Linked DNA regions of Homo sapiens: region 1 is linked to region 2. Evidence: read pairs that join two places in POLR2A ChIA-PET (ENCODE). Cell type or tissue: PC-9. All regions are shown on one strand.

The links. ChIA-PET counts read pairs that join two places held together with the same protein. Peaks named below come from ENCODE experiments on the same cell type or tissue, not always from the same donor. Only the 100,000 strongest peaks of a DNase experiment are listed, where the experiment ranks them.
Region 1: POLR2A ChIA-PET joins it to region 2 with 11 read pairs; 2 of 35 experiments call an interaction of 5 or more read pairs at or near these places.

What each region holds. Positions count from the first base shown.
Region 1 is chr6:17,873,250-17,878,249 of GRCh38, forward strand. KIF13A (kinesin family member 13A) reads right to left here. Exons shown (of 39, transcript NM_022113.6): 4 at 128-188. Among named protein-coding and RNA genes, the nearest start is that of KIF13A, 110 kb to the right of the region's middle. In PC-9, no CTCF peak of the experiment used is centred here; DNase peaks (open chromatin) are centred at 3,012, 4,142 and 4,552; H3K27ac peaks cover 3,088 bases.
Region 2 is chr6:18,250,035-18,255,034 of GRCh38, forward strand. All of the region lies in intron 6 of DEK (DEK proto-oncogene), which reads right to left. Among named protein-coding and RNA genes, the nearest start is that of DEK, 12 kb to the right of the region's middle. In PC-9, no CTCF peak of the experiment used is centred here; no DNase peak of the experiment used is centred here.

The DNA.
Region 1 (5,000 bases), 380 kb before region 2:
GTATAATTGGAAAGAACAGGTGTGAATTACACAGGGAAAGTAAAACTCCAGAGGAATTAAAGAAAATAAACTCAATGGAAGAAGAGGCCAGAAGCCCAACTGTCAGGTGTAGAGGGAGAAAACTTACCAGCGTATTTTGTAGTGTTAGATTCATCCATGGACCAAAAGCAATAATCAAAGGCAAATACCTGAATGAAAGAACAAAATATTAAACTTAAAGATTAATTAACTTCTTATGAGTAAATCAGACTAAAATAAATCACAGGTGAAGATGAGAAGGATGGCCACTACTGTCTGACTGAAAAAAATCACTATAGGTTTGGTGCTTTTGTTAACCATAAAATTTCTTATTTTCCTCTTTTTTGGGGGACAGGGTCATCCAGGCTGGAGTGCAGTTGAACTATCACAGCTCACTGAAGCCTCAAACTCCTGGGCTCAAGGGATCCTCCTGCTTCAGCCTCCTGAGTAGCTAGGACCACCAGTGCATGCCACCATATCGAGCAATTAAAAAAAAAATTGTTGCAGACAGGAGGTCTTGCCCTATTGCTCAGGCTGGTCTCGAACTCCTGGCCTCAAGTAATCCTCTCTCTTCTGCCTCCCAAAATGTACTGGGATTATAGGTGTGAGCCATCGCGCCTGGCCCTATGATATTTCTTTTAGACTAAATATATGGTTAGCTTTCTGTATTAGAATAAGTTGTATATGAAAATTACTATTTATCTAGAATTCAAATAACCAGACATTTTAACGAGATATTTTTTTCCACAATACATCTGATGAGAAAACACAAAAAACAAAAACAATATCTTCTCTCGCAAGTCCATGGTTTCAGCAACCATGGAACCTTCCAGGTCGATCTCCCTCAGCTTCTCAATACTCAACTTTCATATAAAGCAGTTCCTTCTCCTAGCTTTCCATGATATCATCTGTAGCATACTGAAGTTCAAAACTCTCCATATTCCCATCCTGCACTCCTTTCCCCTTCTGTCTCTGCAGGCAATCTCCAGCAAAGCATGTTTTTGTTTTTGTTTTTGTTTTTTGGTGGTGGTGGGGGGGGTTCTTACTGTATTTTTAATATACAATTCCTCGAAAAGTAAAGATGTGAAGCAACTTTACATGTTTAGCAATTTTACATGTTTAGTATTTGGCATGTCTTTTACATGTAAAAGTATCTCTTCATATTTTTTAAATTTTAATTTTTTTTGAGTTGGAGTCTCGCTTTGTTGCCCAGGCTGGAGTGCAGTGGTGCGATCTCGGCTCACCGCAACCTCTGCCTCCCGGGCTCAAGTAATTCTCCTGCCTTCAGCCTCCTGGGTAGCTGGGACTACAGGTGCTCGCCACCATGCCTGGCTAATTTCATGTTTTATCTTTTTTTATTTTTCTATAAGTTATTGGGGTACAGGTGGTATTTGGTTACATGAGTTAGTTCTTTAGTGGTGATTTGTGAGATTTTGGTGCACCCATCACCTGAGCAGTGTACACTGCATCATATTTGTAGTCTTTTATCCCTCGCCCCTCTCCCACTCTTCCCCTCAAATCCCCAAACTCCCCTGTATCATTCTTATGCCTTTCTGTCCTCATAGCTTAGCTCCCACATATCAGTGAGGACATACAACGTTTGGTTTTCCATTCCTGAATTACTTCATTTAGAACAATAGTCTCCAATCTCATGCAGGTCGCTGCAAATGCCGTTAATTCATTCCTTTTTATGGCTAAGTAGTATTCCACCACACACACACACACGCACACGCACGCACACACACACACACACACACAGCATGGTTCCTTTATCCACTTGTTGACTGATGGACATTTGGGTTGGTTCCACGATTTTGCGATTGTGAACTGTGCCACTATAAACATGCATGTGCAAGTATCTTTTTCGTATAATGACTTATTTTCCTCTGGATAGATACCCAGGAGTGGGATTGTTGGATCAGATGGTAGTTCTACTTTTAGTTCTTTAAGGAATCTCCACACTGTTTTCCATAGTGGTTGTACTAGTTTACATTTCCACTAGCAATGTAAAAGTGTTCCCTGTTGACCGCATCCACACCAACATCTACTGGTATGAAATCATTAATTCACTTTTACATGAATTAACTTTCTGTATAGCTACTGAATGCCTACTATATACCGGGAATGGCTGGTGCTTCTTGGTGCTTCCCCTGTAAGGACTCCCATCAAACTGCTGTTTTTTCTTTTCCTTTTTTTTTTTTTTTTGAGACAGAGTCTCACTCTGTCACCCAGGCTGCAGTGCAGTGGCATGATCTCAGCTCACTGCAGCCTCTGCCTCCTGGGTTCAAGCAATTCTCCTGCCTCAGCCTCCCAAGTAGCTGGGACTACAGGCACGCACCACTATGCCCAGCTAATTTTTGTATTTTTAGTAGAGACGAGGTCTCACCATGTTGGCCAGGGTGGACTCAAACTCCTGACCTCAAATGATCTGCCTGCCTCAGCCTCCCAAAGTGCTGAGATTACAGGCGTGAGCCACCATGCCTGGCCCTAACTGCTGTTTTTCATGCCCATTACCACCACTTGTGTTCCAGCTGTTATTATCAAATGTGTAGAGCAATGTTCCCCAAAGTGTGTTCTAAGGAACCAGAGTTTCATGAGCTACTCCATGAAAAAAGACCAAATCATGTTGGAAGTGGTGCACGTTTTATCCTATTTGAGATTCTCAATGAAATTCTCAATATTAAAGGCTCTAAAAAGTCTTCCAGAGACTTTTCAGAAATGAAGTCCAGGAAAGAAGCCTATTTGATTGTTTAACATTTTATTTCCCCAATTCATTTTGGTGAGGAGACCCTTTTTGGACTAACACTTATTAACATGCCTTGGAACTACTACTTCTCAGCATATCCCTTAGCAAATGCAGCCCAGGTGACTCAGCAGCTACCTTCCTGGGCTCACTGCTATTGCCCTTTATCTCTTGCAGTCCAAACAGCAAATTACAAACCTCCCATGGGCAGGATCCTTTAATGCTTAATCACTTCCAAGAGATCTTAAGCACTGAGCATACAGAACCCATGCTCTTTGGCCTGGCATTTGAGACTAGCCACAATAGGCCCTCCCAGCCTATTAACCCCAAATTCCTCATGCTCCAGTGGAACTTGTCCTTACCTCAGAATTACTAAGTATAATTTCATCTCTGTCCTTGTTCTCTCCTTCATTTCCACCCTTCAAAATACGTCATACCCCTTAAGGCCCAGTTCGATACATTTTTCCTCCCAGAAGCATTCTTGGTTAAATCCAAAGGAATCATCTTTTCTTTCTCTGAAACCTTACAACACTGTTTAGTCCTTTTTTATGGCTCCTATCTCAATTATTTTATTTTTCATTTATCATGTATATGATCTGTGTGTGTGAGACAGCATTCATTCATTCATTCATTCATTCATTCATTCAGAGACAGGGTCTCCCTCTGTTGCCCAGACTGGAGTGCACTGGCACTATCATGGCTCACTGCAGCCTCAATCAGCTCAATTGATCCTACCTCCTCAGCCTCCTGAGTAGCTGGGACTACAGGCACATGCCACCATGCCCAACTAATTTTTGTGTTTTTTGTAGAGATGGGACTTCGCCATGTTGCCCAGACTGGTATCAAACTCTTGGGTTCAAGCAATCCTCCCACCTTGGCTTCCCAAAGTGCTGGGATTACAGGCATGAGCCACTGTGCCCGGCCTGTATATATGTTTCATCTCCACTTGTAGACTAAGTTCCCTGAAAGCAGGATCCATATCGAATTCATCTTTGAAGCCTGCAATGTTTATAGTAGTCACTTTATAATTACTTATTGATGTACTTAATGGCATTAAGATCTCGCAGGGAAACAGGCATTTTTTTACATTATAAAAGACTAGTAAGTTATACGCAATGTTCTCTCTCTCTTGCCAAAAAAAAAAAAAAAAAAAGACTAAGTTATGTTCTGAATAGTTTCAGCACTATATATACTTTATTTTAATGTTTTTAAAACTGATTTAGGTATATATGATGTACTCAACTTACATCATCAACCCGAGATCCAAATTCAATTTTGTTACTTAAACAAACATTCACTCTGGTTTTATAATAACCAAGTTTCAAATGAACAGTTATGAAACAATAGTTTCAGCCAAGAGAATGTGGAATATTTACTGCATTCAAGGGCTCTTCCAATGACTCTAGAGACCGACCACACAGGCGTAATCCAGTTAATCTTCCTGCCTCTGGGTAGGACTGAACTTCAACACTTCTAAGAGATGATGATCTATCTTGTTTTTAAACATCTCCAGAAAAGGAGATTCCACAAACTCCCTTTAATGGCATCTTATAATACTTAACTTTTATTTCCAGGACATTTCCCTTTTCTTTTGACCTAAGTCAACTCTCCTTACTTTAAACAGCCAATAGAGGCTATTTTCCTTTCTTTTCTTTTCTTTTTGTTTTTTTTGAAGTATCTTTACCGCTCTCCTTCTTATATCCCGGGCACTGTGCCCAAGCTTGATCCATGGTGAATTTCAGTGACATGCGTCATCCTAAATATTAAGAAAAAAAAAATCCTCCCACCAAGAACCTTTGGTTTTCAACCTCATTCTGTGCTGCTTTCAATAACTTCTGGTTTCTGCACTAAAAAAATTTGCAGTCAGTATTTACTGAGCATGACTACAAATCAGGCCTAGTAGTAGCCATCTAATTCATTAATTCACTTATCCATTCACAAATATTTATTGAGTACCTATTGTGTGCTAAGCGCTAGAATTATAGCAGTCAAAAAACATGCAAAGACTCGTGGAGCTCATGAGTATCCTATTACTTGCATTATCTGTAGTAATACTTATATTATTCATGTCCCTTATGAAGCTCCCAGTGAGGTGAAGGGAGAGAAGCAATATGCAAGCAACCAATAAACACATATGACGCCAGGAGGTAATCAGTGACACAAAAATGTAACAGCAAGGGGGCACTGGAAAAAACTGGAGCAGGTCCTATGAAAGCCTGTGGAAAAGCATGACAGCCAG
Region 2 (5,000 bases):
AACACCTAGCAAGACCCTTCTCAATTGTAGAGAAATATGTATTCTAGGTTCTGACATGGGACTAGAAGCTCAAGACACATTATGTTAAGCTCCAACGGCTGTTAATACTTTGTCATGATAATATTTTAAGTTAGATTTGTAATTTATTTCATCCCTACAAGCATTAAAACTGTCACTGCCAACCCAGCACTTTGGGACGCCGAGGCGGGCAGATCATGAGGTCAGGAGATCGAGACCATCCTGGCTAACACGGTGAAACCCCGTCTCTACTAAAAATACAAAAAATTAGCCGGGCGTGGTGGCGGGCGCCTGTAGCCCCAGCTACTCGGGAGGCTGAGGCAGGAGAAAGGCGTGAACCCAGGAGGCAGAGTTTGCAGTGAGCCGAGATCGCGCCACTGCAGTCCAGCCTGGGCAACAGTGTGAGACTCCGTCTCAAAAAAACACAAAAAGCAAAAAACAAAAAACTGTCACTGCCAAAGAAGCTCCTTGCTTTAGAAGGCCCAACACTCCAATCGAAGGAATGGGAGAAAAACCTTTTTTTTTTTTTTTTTTTTTTTTTTTTGAGACAGAGTCTCATTCTGTTGTGCAGTAGCTGGGATTACAAGTATGCACCATCACGCCCAGCTAATTTTTGTATTTTTAGTAGAGACAGTGTTTCACCATGTTGGCCAGGCTGGTCTCAAACTCCTGACCTCAAGTGATCCACCCACCCTGGCCTCCCAAAGTCCTGGGATACAGGCATGAGCCACCACGCCTGGCCCATAAAAAAAATGTATAACTTTATTACCAATTATACATCCTGAATTTATGAATGAACTATACGGTTTATATTCATTACTTCTGGCCTCTACTTTCAACAATGTCAGGCTCATATTATCACTGATGCCTATAAGTATACAATAAATGATAAGTATGTTAATTATGAAACTAAGAATATGCTGCTATTATTCTGATAATCAATTAAACCATGTATATTAAAAGCAGAGATCACCTGATGAAAATGAGTTGATTACAGTAAACAATAAATTTAATTTTTAAGTGCTTTCTCAAGGAAGTTTTGCTAAATTCTAAAATTGAAAACCATAAAATTACCTAACATCAAGAATGTTAAAATGCGCATTACAGAATTAATATTTATTTCTGGGATTGAGCATCTTTTATATTCTTTTATTTCTACCTTTGTTACTTTATTTTCTGCAATAAGCAGAAACATTAAGGTAAAATTCCATAACATAACCTTAAGGTATCCAATTGTGTAAATGTTTGTGATAACTTTAGGCAATATTTTTCTTGCAGAGACTAGAACGACAGGTCCTTTACCTCCCAGGAACCTCCAGTCTAGGGGTCACTGTCACCTACACAAAAATTAAGAAAAAGTGGCTGCTTTGTATAATATGGTACTCTTGAGCTCTCTGCAAAGAAACCACAGGATAACCTAGATTGCTCCAACAACGTACCCTTCTAAAGGCACACTAGGAAACAGCAAAATTAGGTCACTCCAGGAACTTGAAGTTGGTGGATCAAAGACATTTCTCAGAGAAGATTCTCTATAAGAAATCGTGAATGCATACACATATCCTTGCTATGTGAGATACTACCATTAACAACTATTATCAGAACCTTAATCCATGTGGATAAATTCTTTGATAGCACCGTTTGGAGAAAAGGTAACTCTCACTGTCCAAGCTCTTACTACTTGTTACATGATCTCCAGGTCTCAAATGTATTAGAAAAACATAATATCCCTCACAATCTCAGCTCAGAAACCAGACACAGGTAGCAAGGATGTAATCTGTATATCGAATTATTAGTATGAGGACTGAAACAGGTTCTGGATAAATCTATCCAGGAAAGTGAAAAGATGTTAAGTTATTCAAGCAGCCAATAAAAAAAAAAATGCAATTCCCAAAAGTAAACGAGGAGTTTTAAAACCAAAATCCAAAAAGTAGTAATATACAAATGCCTTAGAGTTTTCCTATACTACTCCAAAAATAGTTAAATCTATTAATCAAAATCCAGTGTCAACAGCATTATCTCTTTTTGGAAACAAAATCTGATTAACAAATAAAATAAGGTAAAGTACAATAGAAGGATAGGAAAGCAATCAATGATTAATGTTGTGTTGATTAAACCATTGAGAAATTGTTAAAGAGGAGAAAAAGGAAACTTCTTGTAGCATAGAAAATAGCTCTAGGCCAGACATAGTGGCTCATGCCTGTAATCCCAACACTTTGGGAGGCCAAGGTGAGAGGATCACATGAGCTCAGGAGTTTGTGACCATCTTGGACAATATAGTGAGCCCTTGTCTCTAAGAAAATGTAAAATTTAGCCACACATGGTAGCATACACCTATAGTCCCAGTTACTTGGGTGGCTGAGGTGAGAGGATCACCTGAGCCCAGGAGGTCAAGGTTGCATTGAGCCATGATTGTACCACAACACTCCAGTCTAGGCAACAGAGTAAAACGCTGTCTCCAAAAAAAAAAAAAAAAAAAAAAAAAAGAAAATAGCCTGAGCTCGATACTATCAGATTAAGGAGTAATCATCACAGAATCACATATGAAAAACTGACATAAGAGTTAAGATTCTATATGACAAGAAAAAACAGATTCTCACAGTGTGGTTCAAGGACTTTGGGGTTTCCTGAGACCTTTTTCGGAGTCTCCGAGGTAGAAACTATTTTCATAATAATAGCAACACTATTTATCTGCTCTTTTCACTGTGTTGACATTTGTACTAATTGCAAAAGCAAAGGAAAGCAAAGGTGGGTAAAATTGATGGCACCTTAGTACTAATCAAGGAAGCAACATATATTAGTCACTGTATTCCTCACAACCACACACCAGCAGAAACAAACAAGGCAAATGGTTTCACTTAATAATGTCCTTGATAAAACAATAAATACTGTGTTAACTCTCAAGTACATGTCTTTCTAATATCTGTGACAAAATGGAAGATATACATAAATATGGCTACAACTGAAGTTCAATGGTTTTCTGAAGGAAAAGCATTTGTGTATCTGAGTTGTGAGCTAAACACGCTCCAAGCTCCTTTTTCATAGAACCCCACATTTTTTTTTTTTTTTTGAGACAGTCTCGCTCTGTCGCCCAGGCTGGAGTGCAGCAGCACGATCTCGGCTTACTGCAAGCTTCACCTCCCAGAGAACACCACTTTTTAAAAGAACAAATATGGCTAACTCAGACTTAGGTATTTGATAGAGATGTTTTCAAACATGAACAAGGTGAGCTTGTCACTTCAAGGAAAACTGAGAGCATTTATCGCCAATGATAAACGTTATGATTTCAAGTGGGAACTAGAATTCTGGAAAATTCACATCTACTACTGTGAACTTGATAGTTTACCAAGGCCTAAGTAATTTTTCTGATGAGATGATATTTATATTAATGAGCATGATTTAATGACAGTGTTCAATAAAACGTCAACATTTGGAAGACATAATTCAGGGAACCAATATTTACAAGCGGTAAATGCATGTTACAAAACTATACATACAAGACCCAAGTTAATTAACCTGGTTTCAGACCTACATTAAACATTACAACTAATCTTTAGGAAACTACAACTTATGTAGAGTTTTGGTATTGTATGGTATCAAAAAGAGAATATACACAATTATCTAAAAAGACTTTAAAAATATTCTTTTTATGTGAGGCTCGGTTTTCTTCATATACTTATTATTTTGAGAGAGGATCTCATTCTGTCACCTAGGATGGAATGCAGTGGCATGAAAATAGCTCACTGCAGCACTGACCTCCTGAGTTCAGGCTTCCACCTCAGCCTCCCAAGTGGCTGGGATTACACGAGCGTGCCTCAGCGCCTGGCTAATTTCTTCTTGAGACAGTCTCACTCTGTCACCCAGGCTGGTCTTGAACTCCTGAGCTCAAGTGATCCACCTGCCTCGGCCTCCCAAAGGGCAGGGATTACAGGCATAAGCTACTGCATCAGGCCCTTCATAGATTTTAAACAAAACAATACATTGCAAAAGACTGAATGCGGCCAGGCACGGTAGCTCACGCCTGTAATCCCAGCACTCTGGGAGGCCGAGGCGGTCAGATCACCTGAGGTCAGGAGTTCGAGACCAGCCTGGCCAACATGGCAAAACCCCGTCTCTATTAAAAAGACAAAAATTAGCCAGGTATGGTGGCACACGCCTATAATCCCAGCTACTGTAGAGACTGAGGCAGAAGAATTGCTTGAACCTGGGAGACAGTGGTTGCAGTGAGCAGAGATTGTGCCACTGCACTCTAGCCTGGGCAACAGAGTGAGAATCTGTCTCAAAACAACAGTAACAACAACAGTAACAACAACAACAACACAAAAAGACTGAATGCAGAAGCAAATGGTAATCAAGCTGTTTTCTCTTAAGCCAGACATTAAACAGATGTACAAAAACATAAAATGCCACTCTTTCATTCTTTTGAAAAGTTATTTTTCCTAGAAAATATTATTTTTAACATTTTAAAATAAAAATTTTTCAGTTCTAATGTCAAATACAGTGAAGATCAAAATAACTCATATTAAAAAAAGCTCTTGGGGTCCTCACTAATTTTTTAAGAGGGCAACAGTATCCTGAAACCAATAAATTGGAAAACCACTGAGAAAAAGATAAATATAAAAATATCTGTCATAACAACCTAGTAAATTGCTTCTGAGGAAATAGTGATCACCTTGCCTCACACTAAATCCTTAAAAAGTACAAGTATAGCTATAGTAAAAGTTAGAAAATAAGAAGTATTTTGTCTTTAAACAAGCCAATTTAAAACACCAAAAATCATCATACCCCTTGCGTTTGTAGTTGTATAACAAAAGTTTACACTTTAACTGCTGTTTATCTGTCCTCGTGCAGCTAATGGTAATAAGGACCAAGGGCGGACGAAAACGAAGTCCTAGAGCTATTTTCTGGTTTTGATTAATGCCATCTCCCATCAGAGATGGCATTCCCCTGAACTCCTAGGCCTGCTAGATCTCTCACACTTCCTT